Regions from separate parts of the Homo sapiens genome. Here region 1 is linked to region 2. A link is a loop called in an ENCODE intact Hi-C map of the cell type or tissue named here. Cell type or tissue: heart left ventricle. All regions are shown on one strand. Each heading gives the region's core, and the rest is flanking DNA. Links, peaks and the distances in the headings are about the cores only.

Region 1 (5,827 bases), core at 15-2,514, 250 kb before region 2:
AAACTGGGAACATCCCATGCAGAGCATGGCAATCAGGCATGTGTGGGTGTCCCGAACTCCACACCCCGCCGCCCCAACCTCTGCCACGGAGCCCCCACACTCACAGGCCACGGGGCCAGGCCTTGACCACAGAGCAGGATAAAAAGTGGGGCAGGTGGAAAAGAGGCCGGCACCTCCCACACCGGCCCCACCCCAGACATTCAGGCTGCGGCGTGGGGATGGAGAAGCCGGGGAGCACCTCTGGGCACTGAGGAAAGCACCTGCTGGAAGGGGCTTGGGCTCCTTCCTCCGCAATGAGATGGGGGACTGAGAACAGAGCCCCTCCGGCCTCAGCCACCCAGGGAACAGCACTGCCCTGCCCCAGGGCCTCAGGGACCCTCACCCCCCAGCCTGGACATGATGCTGGTGCCACCAGGCTCTGAGGTCACTTCCTCTTTCCTGTCCCCTTGCCCTCGGCTCCCAGGACTGCAGTGAAAGAAACAGTCTGTCCCAGCGGGGGCCTTGGCAAAGCCAGTTTCCTGGAGAGGGACATTAACGGGGGAGGCGGCACTCAGGAAACGCTGGTGCTAATGTACCCCACACCTTCTTCCCGAGAGCCCCCATCTCAAAAGATATCCATGACTTCATACAAAAGGGGCAGCCAAGACCACCTAATCTTCAGAGAGGAGGAAACCCACGCCAGCGGCCAGGGTCCCCTTCTGAGTGAGGTCTGGGGCCGTGTAACAGGCCTGAGTTTGTGCTTGCCCCTGGGACCAGCCCTGCTCTTCCTGCCTCCCTCCCAGCACCCATACCATGCCATCCATCCCTAAGCCATGCGGGTCCTCTGTCCCCAAGCCTCGTGCCCCTCAAAAGCCCCTGCCCTCCCACCCCCCTGTACTTGCAGAGGCTGGAGGTGCTGACCTGCTGGGGGCTCCTGCTCAAGCCTCGGCAGCTCCCTTGAACATGGAGACCCCCACGAGAGGACTCTCGACCTCTACCCTGGTTACACATGCTTCTCATCCGCTCTCCAGCTTGGCGTGGGGCTCAGCAGCAGGGAGCAGGTGTGAGGTGAGGTGCCACGCCTTGAGAAACCCCAGGGATCGGCACACTGTTCTCACGTAGCAGCCAGAGTATCTGCCACCATCCCCACACTACAGGAATCCAATGAGATCCCAGAGGGAGGGTGAGGGACCTTCCAGAGCCCAGCAGGTGGCAGCAGAGCCAGGACTCACCCAGACCCACCCTCAGGTTCAGTAGGTGGCCCTCTCCCCACCCAGCAGCCAGGGGATCCAACAGGGGGGCCAGAGCCAAGCCCGGCAGCCATCCAGAAGAAGGGGCACAGACGTTAGAATGGGCAGAGCACAGAGCGTGCAGGGAGCTGGAGCTGCCCACACTGGCAGCTTCTCCACTTGAGCAAGCAACGCCGTCTCTAAAGGAACAGTGCCTCCCTCACATCCCCACATAGATGGGAGCACGGCTGCTACAGCTGAAACTGGGGCGGGAACCCAGCAAGCATCCCACACACACCCAGAAAGCCAAGCCCCCCAGACAGACAGACAAGCTCCCCCAGAAAGACAGCCGAGCCCCCCAGACAGCCGAGCCCCCCGCAGACAGCCAAGCCCCCCGAGACAGACAGCCGAGCCCCCCCCAGACAGCTGAGCCACCCCAAGCACCCGACAACCAAAAACAGTCAGCAGAGCCAAGTCCTGCTGCCTGAGGCTGGGCGTCCAAGGTGGTGCTGTGAGTGCAGCGCCCTGTCCCCCACCCTCACTGGAGTTGGGGGCAGTGAGGGAGATCCACTCAGCCACAGCTGGCCGAAGCTAAGCCTCCGTCCCTCCCTCGCCCTCCCTGCAGACCTGGTCCCACCACAGGTCCAAGCCCACCTCTGGCAGGCAGCAGCTGAGGCAGGGCAAGGAGAGGGCAGGAGCAGCGCACCCAGGCCACCGTCCAACCACAGGGCCTCTCTGGTCTCCCCAGCTCCAGGCGGAGTCAATGTGCCACTGGGCGGGTCAGCCCAGGGTCACAGCCATCTCAGCAGGGGGCCTGGTGGGCTTGTCAGGGGACCTGGGAACGGCAAAGGGGCCCCAGGATCAGGGGTCAGCAAGGGTACCCCTCACTTCCAAATGTCTTCAGGGTGCTCTGCAAAATAAAACCTGCTTTGACGCCCGGAGACAATGAAGCTGCCAAAACCCAGCTTTGTGCTGAGCCCTTGGGAGGAGAACAAAGTGGCCATGTCACATGGCCACTTTGTTGTTGGGACTGGATTTTAGAACGGGACTGGAAAGGGACACGTTCTGGATTTTAGAACGGGACTGGCTGCGGCCTGAAGGAGGAAATTTTCTCTGTTAACCTCATTGGAAGCTGTAATCTTCAAAAGACCTTTTTAATGGCCCTTTAATCGGCTTTTCTTTCTCAAAATAAACCTCGGGCAGCAGTCGCCGACACCGCAGTCAGAGGGCAGGCAGGACAGTGGGCCTGCCGCTGCCTACCAGCAGGTGATAGCCACCCCTGCCCAGGAAAAAAGGCTGGAACAAAATCAATGTCTGAGGTTGGTGCGCTGGTTCCCAGTGACCTTTCCTCACCATTAGCTCCCAGGCAAGAAAGCAGTGAGCATGAAATGGTCACAAAGTTTAATGATCAGCTAAGGATGTAAGCATGAGCCTGAAGGCTCCAAACAGGAGGCCATGTCAGGGAGGCGTGGCGGGCCAGGAAGCTAAGTCCTCACCTGCGATAACAGGAAACCAACGTCCAAACACACCAGCCAGGGAAAGGCAGGGCACGGTGTCCTGCAGGGGCAGGGAGGGGGCACTAGACAAAGGGCCCAGAGAATTAAAAGTGCCCAGGCCAGGGCGAGATGAAGGTAGGCATAGGCAGGCCGGGCCATTTTTTTTTTTTTTTTTTTTTTGGTCAAGTCTGTTTTTTTTTTTTGAGACAGAGTCTCGTTCTGTCACCCAGGCTGGAGTGCAGTGGCGGGATCTTGGCTCACTGCAACCTCTGCCTCCCCGGTTCAAGCGATTCTCCTGCCTCTGCCTCCCGAGTAGCTGGGACTACAGGCATGTACCACCACGCCTGGCTGATTTTTGGGGTTTTTTCTTGTTTGTTTTTTGCAACAGAGTCTCGCTCTGTCGCCCAGGCTAGAGTGCCGTGGCTCGATCTCGGCTCACTGCAACCTGCACCTCCTGGTTCAAGCGATTCTCCTGCCTCAGCCTCCTGAGTAGCTGGGATTACAGATGCGCACCACCATGCCCAGCTAATTTTTTGTATTTTTAGTAGAGACGAGGTTTCACCATGTTAGCCAGGATGGTCTTGAACTCCTAACCTCAGGTGATCCACCAGCCTCAGCCTCCCAAAGTGCTGGAATTACAGGCGTGAGCCACCGCGCCCGGCCTGTTTCAAGTCTTCTAGCTACCTTTGCACAGGTTATTGTGCAAATAGATATCCTTGAACAACGCCCTCCCCTGCTCAACAGCACCAACCCCTGGCCAACAGGAAAGGCGTGACCCAGAGCCACACAGGACAGGACTTGTGGGCTGGCTGGAAGGAACTTGCAAGGTGGCCTGTCTTGTCCCCAACCCCCTTTCACAGAAGGGGAAATCAAGGCCCGAGAAGTCCCAGGACTGGGCAACACTGGCAGGATGGTGAGGCTGGCTGTTCCATACATCCAACAAACGCAGACTTCAGCATTGGGGCAGAAAGTGCCTCCCAGTCCCCACTCTCCTGCTGCCCGGCTGACATAGAGGGCAAAGAGAAGGGCACACTATGCCACAGGCTTCCCCTCGGCCAGGGTCAGCCTTTCTAGGAAGGCAGTGGGGCCCCGAGAAGGAAAACAGAGCACCCACCATGGGGAGCCACACGGCAGCAGCAGTGGTGGCCTGGGAGAGCCCTGCAGACTGCTTTTCCGAACTCATGAAACAGGACTCTGGTTCTGCCCAGAATGTCAGTTCCTCCCATCCTACTCGCCCCAGATCATCCTCCATGAATCAGCCCCAGCCCTGAACTGGGGAAGTGTGTGGAGTCCTCCTCCCTTGCAGAAAACCACCTGTTCCCTGTCCACGCATGGGAGCTCACATACAGAGACGCTGCAGCTGCACGGGGCTTGGGAAGGGAGGACATTTGCAGAGGAAGGCACAGGCCCAACTGGGATGCCATGATCGGCCAGCAGGTGCACTGTGGGCACCCTCCCAGCTGCAGCCAGGAAGCGCTGCCCACTCCATATCAGGCACTGGGGCCAGGCTGAGCAGTTGGAACCCCCAGCTCAGACAGAGATGGGAGGCCCACCCAGCCGGCCTGTCCACAGGGCCAGGAGGGGCATCCCATCTCCAGATCCTCCACCAGCATCCAGAACCGCCTGTCACCCTGGGTGCCCCTCCCCGCTGGCCCAAGAACCACCTGCCAGGCTGGCCCTTCAGCAACCTCCAGCGAGCCCCCCTTCTCTGTTTAGTCTGTGCATGGGGTGGCAGGGGGTGGGGGGGGCACGTGCCACCCCAGGCTCTCAACTTTCCCAACCCTCCACTGCTGATGCTCCCACTTTGCAAACAAGGAAGCTGGTTGGGGACCCTCTGTGTTTCAGGGAACCACAGGTGGGCTTTGGGGCTTCACCAGCCTCACCAAGAAAGCGCCTCCCTGGTGGGCAGGCGGGCTGGCCCCACAGCAACCTGTCTGCCCTCCAGACTCGGGGCCTTTCTTGTCTAATCTCATGGGATGGAGCTTCCCGAGTTCACCCTCCAAGGCCACGGGCCTCCTCTCCCACCTGGGCCCACAACCCACCAGGCCACCCAAAGTGCTGGAATTACAGGTGTGAGCCACCGCACCCGGCCTGCTTCAAGTCTTCTAGCTACCTTTGCACAGGTTATTGTGCAAAAAGACATCCTTGAACAACGCCCTCCCCTCTCGACAACACGGACCCCTGGCCCACAGGAAAGGCGTGACCCAGAGCCACACAGGACAGGACTTGTGGAGCCACACTGGCTCCAGGACACTGCCAGTAGCCGGCAACAAGCAGCAGCTCCCGCTCTTGCCACAGCTGTGAAAAGGGCGGGTGGGCAGCCACCACAGGCCTGGCTCAGCCAGGTCTGAAGGAGCCCCCTCTGCAGGCCGGGGTTCAGACAGTGACACCCACGAGCCACTCCTGCCTCCCTGGCTTGGTCCCACTCAAGGCCGGCTTCCTTCTCGCCTCTTCCTGGCTTCCAGATAGGGAAAAGGAGGGTCAGGTGCCTGAAGCTGGGTGGGGGTGTGTGTCCGCATTTTCTCAACCATTTTCTGAACTCTAAAAGACAGACCAGACCCCGCTGCACAGCCTTGGGGTGCTGGCTGGGCCCCTTCCCAACCCAGCACCTCACTTCTGGTCTCCTAAATCCTCTCCTCTCTCCTCCTGAGGGGTAGGGTAGGTGGCGTCCTGTGCCACAGGTGCCACACTGGACATGTCAGGCCAGAGACACTGGAGGCCGGCAGTGGGCAGGACCAGGCCTCCGGGAGGGAGCGTGCGAGGACACCACGCCCTCAGGCCGGACCCCCACCCAGCTCTGCCAAGTCCCAGTCCCCACCACCTGAGGCCTCCCCAGTACCCCTGCGAAAAGGGTGACAACTGGGCTTTGCTCAATGCCCCGGGCAGCCCATCTCCCCACCGCCCTCTTCCCCAGCTAGACCCACAAGGAAGGCGGCCGCGAGGGCCCCGAGGAGGAGGCGCGGTCCGGGAGTGAGTCCGCCCCCGCCCAGCCGGGAGGAGGTCCCGGAAGCCCGCAGCCTGGCGCCGGCCCTCGGGAGGCACCGGGTCCCCGGGTCGCTTCAGAACCAGGAAGGGCCAGGCTCTGGGGGTGGCGGGACCGGCGCCCTCCGCTCGCGTGGCCTC
Region 2 (5,520 bases), core at 3,015-5,514:
AAGGAGGGAAGGAGAGAAGGAACTGTCTAGTTCTGTAATGAGTCAAGTACCTGAACCATGAAATATTCACAAAAGCTCCAGCCTGGCTCAGTCCTCTTCTCCCTCAAGGTTCTCATGTCATCCTCAAACTTGCCTAGGTTTTTGGTAAAAGACATAAGAAGCAATGTCCTGAGTTTGGTCAGGAAGGCATTCCAGGATTCCTGAGTTCGAGAAGAGTCCTTCAAGGGGTCGGAGAGCACAACACACCTGCAAAGACATGAACAGACTATCTGGGAAAGACCCTCCATGCACAGCACCACGACTCAGCAGCTGCCATTGTCCTGAGCGGCAATTTTCTTCCTTCCTCCTCCTTTTTTTTTTTTTTTTGAGACAGAGTTTTGCTCTGTGGCCCAGGCTGGAGTGCAGTGGCACAATCTTGGCTCACTGCAACCTCCACCTCCCAGGCTCCAGTGATCCTCCCCAGTAGCTGGGATCACAGGCACGCACCACCATGCCTGGTTAATTTTTGTATTTTTTTGTAAAGGTGAGGTCTTGCTATGTTGCCCAGGCTGGTCTCGAACTCCTGGGCTCAAACAATCCTCCTGCCTCGGCCTCTCAAAGTGCTGGGATTATAGGCATAAGCCACCGCATCTAGCTTCTTCCGTCTATAAACAGTCAAAAACATGAGGCAGGCGGTAAGAAACCAGGTTAGGAAAAGGCTTCATCATGAACTGGTCATGAACACGAGCAGTAAGTTCTACAGAAATTCAAAGGAGAGTTTGCTATAGAATCAACTGGAAAGGGGGAAAGGGATTTACATGAGCCCTGAGCCAAAGACGCAGCTCTGAGTCCTCTGTAAAATAATGTGATCACGCCTCACTCAGTTCCCTGCCTCCTTCAAAATCCATTTTGGTTCCTTGGGATCGACAGGATAAATTTAGATTTCTCAGCACAGCACAAAAGGACCACGATGTCTCACTTTACTTCCTCTGCTTCCCAGCTCAAGCCTGCTGACCTTCTCCCGCTCTCCTCTCTTCATGAGAACATTCCTTCCACCCAGGCGTGGCATCTTCACAAACCTCCCCCAATCACCATCCCAACTGCTCTGCCCACACTGCTGCTAGGCTGTGGGCCTCACAGGAAAACACTCCCCTTCTCTGGACCTCTATCCCTCCCACTAGCCTGTGAGCTCTTGAAGGGGAAGGTTAATAAACAATTAACAAATAAAGGCTTAGAACATGGCTTAACATATAGAGCAAACAGTTTAATTACAAAGAGGCTGAACCCATGATGTAAAAAGGTCAAACACACGAAATTACACAAAGTTCCCAACAGATTTGGACAAGGCAACGTATTTATCTGATAGGCTGGAAATGGTAAATTTCTTTAGCCTTGGTAATAGTAATCTAGAAAGATGATTAATAAATCTGAACTCAGAAATAATTTTAAAACATTGATTCTATGAGCTTCACCAGTTCTCCTTAGTAAATATTTTACTTGAATTACCAAAAAGTAGCAAAATGAACTGACTCTAAGTTCCTTTTTTCCGTGCCCCAGCATATCCTTTGGAGGCATGGCTAAATTCATGGAATTATAAATCAGTGGACAAAACAGTGAAGCAGCATACACTCTACATGTTCCACCATGTGAACAACCAGAACCAAGAAGAAAACTTATAACTTGGTGGCTGGCTTTAATTCCATTCAATCCACCCCACTGCACACTTTCTTCCCTCAAAGACAAAGGGACCAGAGCCGCTCACTCCAAAGGTCCCCCAGAGGACTAACTTGTATTTATCCACAGTAGGAGCTTGCTAGAACCTATGAGTTAGGTAGTTTATCCTTAAGGCATTCTCAAGGATTATAATTACCAACATTTATTCCCGACCAGACGCGAATTCTCCTGTGCGCCTACAGGGGTGAATGGAAATGGAAACTTAACAAGTGCCAACCACCAAAACAGTAACTGTTTTCAGAGGTCAATCAGATACACAGTCATGAAATGTCCTATCTCTATTAGATCCTGTTTCTATATCATCATCAATTTTTTTTAAGTAAAAAAGAACTACACTTCAGAAGTTCACATCAAGCCTAAATCATTAACTCAGAAAAGGAGAGCCCAAAACAACGAATGAAGTCAGGGATGGTGGGCCAATCTGGAGAGCGGCGTGATCCCCCCAGGCGCGCAGACTGCAGGGGCTGGAGGCACATGTGGAACAAGGGGCTCCCGGCTGCAGCCTCAGCGAGACACCACAACGGCTACTGCTGTCACAAGTCACACTGCTGATCACAAGTCAACCCTTGCCTCTACCAGCCTCGTAACTAGCAAAAGCCCAAAAAATGCACAAAATCTGTTACCAAGCAATTTTCCTTTAGGGAAGGTATCCTGAAATAATTAAGGATGCTCACAACATTTGAGCTAGAAAAGTATTCTAATATTGTTGTTTATAACGATAAGTAAGCAATAACCTAAGCCCAGCAGCAGAATGTATAAATAACTTACGGCACATTAATACTATGGAATATTATCCACTCACTAACACTGAGAGTCTGGAAATGCATTTATTGTTTGTGGAAAATCTTTACAATATATTGAGTGAAAAAAACAAGTATAAACAACACATAACGTTATATTAACTTAAAATACACACACGTATTATGTATGCATAAAGAAAAAAAGTCTCAGAACATACATACCAAAATACTAAGAGTTAATATCCATTTTCTTTTTGCTCATTACCTTTTTCTAATAATTCTACAATGAGCATGTACCTCCATCTGAACCCTCGCCACCATAAGCATGGTGACCATGGCTATAATGACCTGCTGGACCAGGGCAGGGTCCATGTTCGCCCCTGAATCCCCAGGCCTTGGGTGAGTTCCAGTGCTAAGCTACGAGATACAGACCATCGGTTATAGAGGAGTTAACGTGCTGGCTGGCTCAGCTGGCAATGGCATCACTGAAGAGAAAGGGAGTGAGCTACCCCAGGAGAGAGAGCAGGGCAAGGCGGAGAAAGCCCATACAATCTATTAACTGCCAAAGTTTCAGGATTCCCTTTCACAGTTTCTGAAGGGGTTAGGTCAGCATTTTATAACTTGTGTTCTTAGGAACTCTCAGGTGTTAAGGTAAAGAAAAAAACACAGGTGCCGTCATTTCAAAAAAAAAACAAAAACCTTTAAGGACCCGTTCTACAGAAGAACTGCAGGAGCTGCTGCTGTCAGTCTTCAGAAAGGACCCACCAAGAGGCCTCCCAGGACTATGGGCCCAAGACCCGCTCCTCCCAGGCAGCACACTCGGGGGATGACTGCTTCGAGTTCTTTGCCTGCCTAAACAGGAACTCCACAAGGACAGGCACCAGGTCTCCTTGACAGCACCCCATGGACACTCACTCGAGATTGCTGAGTAAATATTTATTACTACCCAGGAAGCCAGCAATCTGTATCATGTCAAGTATTAACCAAATGAGGTAAAATTAAAGATACACTTACCTGTCACTCTGTTTATTACAAAAATCATTTCTTATTTTGTCCACAATAGAGGTTCGGGGAAGGATGTTGGTTTTGTTTTTTTTCTTGGCATCATTTTCAACTATCACTATTAACCAGTCCACAGAGCTATGAGCCTTCAGAACATTCTGCCACTTGGTGAGGTCATCTTTTACTGTAGCTTTATACACTTCGGTATCCTAAAAACAAACAAGTCACTGTGAAAGCAGGTTAACTAATGCCCTTTAGTTTATACAGCAAAATGTGCCTAATAACAGCCTGCAAAGGCCGCAATGTTTTAAAGCATCAGGACAGGCTCGGGACTTAAATTGAATAAAAAGCCCAGCGGCCTAGCAAGCCTGCGGGCGTGCTCTGTGGGTCTCAGTGCCGCACACAGGCATGCATGATCCCCAGTTCTCACAACCCCAAGGGATGTGAGCGTCCCAGTGATCCAGATAAAGAGACTGAGAGTCAGAGGGTTGAGTGAGCTGCCCACAGCAATACTGTCTGTTAGGCAAGTCAGGGCTTTAAAACCCAGGCCCACTATGGCCAACAGCTCTGGGCCCAAGCACTACATGACTGCCATCCTGCTGTGTGCCGTGCCTTCATCTCAGGAGGCAAGCTGGCTGTCATGGCACAGCCCAGACTGCCCACAGGAACCCCAGGCAAGCTTCCCGGCAGCTTCTACCACAGCCTCTGAGCTCTGTACCCCTGGGAACCACCCCAACCGCAAGTCTGCGAAGGCCGTGTCAGAGGCAAGCAGCTACAGCTGTGAGACCTCAGAAAGAAGGCGACCTGCAGCTTCCGCAAGGCTGCTCTACTTCCCGACAGGCAGCAGGGAGCCGTGCCATCCCAGAAATCAATCCTGCTTCTCACGCAGAGGCCCAAGCATGAGCCTGCCAGAGAAAGGGCCCTTTCTACATACATGCCAAGGCCTTCAGCTTGGTTCTCTTCCATAAAGAACCAGGAAAACAGACACTTTGCCTGTTATCACTTATAACTGCGCTTCTATTCCATAAATCCACTCAGAAGAGTCCAACTCCCTTTAGATTTAGAAAATCTAAAACCAAGATACTTAATTCATTTCCAAGTTAGGCACTGACAATATCTGGACACAGTAACTCACAGCTACCATCTAAATCAGTGCTTTCTCCTCTTTTGCTAGTTCCTCACTGTCCTGCCCTAATTCCTCCGGACTTTCAAGTCACTCTTGAGTAACACTCAGGCAGAGAGAAGCCAATCAGAGTATCCACGAGTGAGTTAAATCTTAAATCCTGGCCAGGCACAGTGGCTCACACCTGTAATCCTAGCACTTTGGGAGGCTAAGGTGGGTGGATTGCCTGAGCTCAGGAGTTCAAGACCAGCTTGGGCAACATGGTGAAACCCCATCTCTACTAAAAATGGAAAGATTAGCCGGGCATGGCGGTGTGCACCTGTAGTCCCAGCTACTCAGGAGGCTGAGGCAGGGGAATTGCTTGAACTGGGAGGCGGAGGTTGTAGTGAGTCAAGATCGCACCACTGCACTCCAGCCTGGGCGACAGAGCGAGACTGCGTCTCCAAAAAAAAAATATTAAATCCTAAATTCTGTACCCAGCCTCTCTTTTGGTTTAACTAACTAAATAGAAAGTTCCAAAAGGCAGTACTTCTCATTTGTATCCTGATTTTAAAAACTGCTATGTCCTGATTTAAATTACAAATATCATACAATCTGAAAAGATCTTTTACTTTGAAAACTGAGATTAAAACCAACTGGTAAACTCAATTTCCTGCAAATAAATACCCAACAGTAACTTAATTATCTAGTGCACATTTTCCACAGCACGGCAGTTCTTGGGACTTGAAGCATAGATTTTACAGCACTGGTGAACCATTCTGTGCTGGAAGCCCCAACACGCCATGCCTGGAAGCAAAACCAAAAGGCCAACAGGGCCCAGAGCCTGTGACTGCCAAGAAAATACACATAGCACCCGGCTGACCCCATCCACACGTCACAGGTGAGCCATCCAAGGAGCTGCTGGAAGCCTCTCCACCTCTTACAAGGCCACCAAGAGCCCTT

What was found. A loop is a pair of places that touch in the nucleus more often than their neighbours do. Peaks named below come from ENCODE experiments on the same cell type or tissue, not always from the same donor. Only the 100,000 strongest peaks of a DNase experiment are listed, where the experiment ranks them.
Region 1: a loop joins it to region 2, with 4 times the contacts of the local background. A loop is called at or near these places in 2 of 110 quality-filtered maps.

Annotation. Positions count from the first base shown.
Region 1 is chr21:44,300,491-44,306,317 of GRCh38, reverse strand. All of the region lies in intron 1 of PFKL (phosphofructokinase, liver type), which reads right to left. Among named protein-coding and RNA genes, the nearest start is that of PFKL, 3.4 kb to the right of the region's middle. RefSeq lists enhancers at 1-40, 41-695, 735-1,534, 4,100-4,239 and a silencer at 5,573-5,827. In heart left ventricle, for the core only: a CTCF peak has its summit at 1,196 (motif pointing right); no DNase peak of the experiment used is centred there.
Region 2 is chr21:44,050,424-44,055,943 of GRCh38, reverse strand. It overlaps TRAPPC10 (trafficking protein particle complex subunit 10), which reads right to left. Exons shown (of 23, transcript NM_003274.5): 4 at 3,468-3,664; 5 at 51-246. Among named protein-coding and RNA genes, the nearest start is that of TRAPPC10, 41 kb to the right of the region's middle. In heart left ventricle, for the core only: no CTCF peak of the experiment used is centred there; a DNase peak (open chromatin) is centred at 4,203; H3K27ac peaks cover 1,980 bases.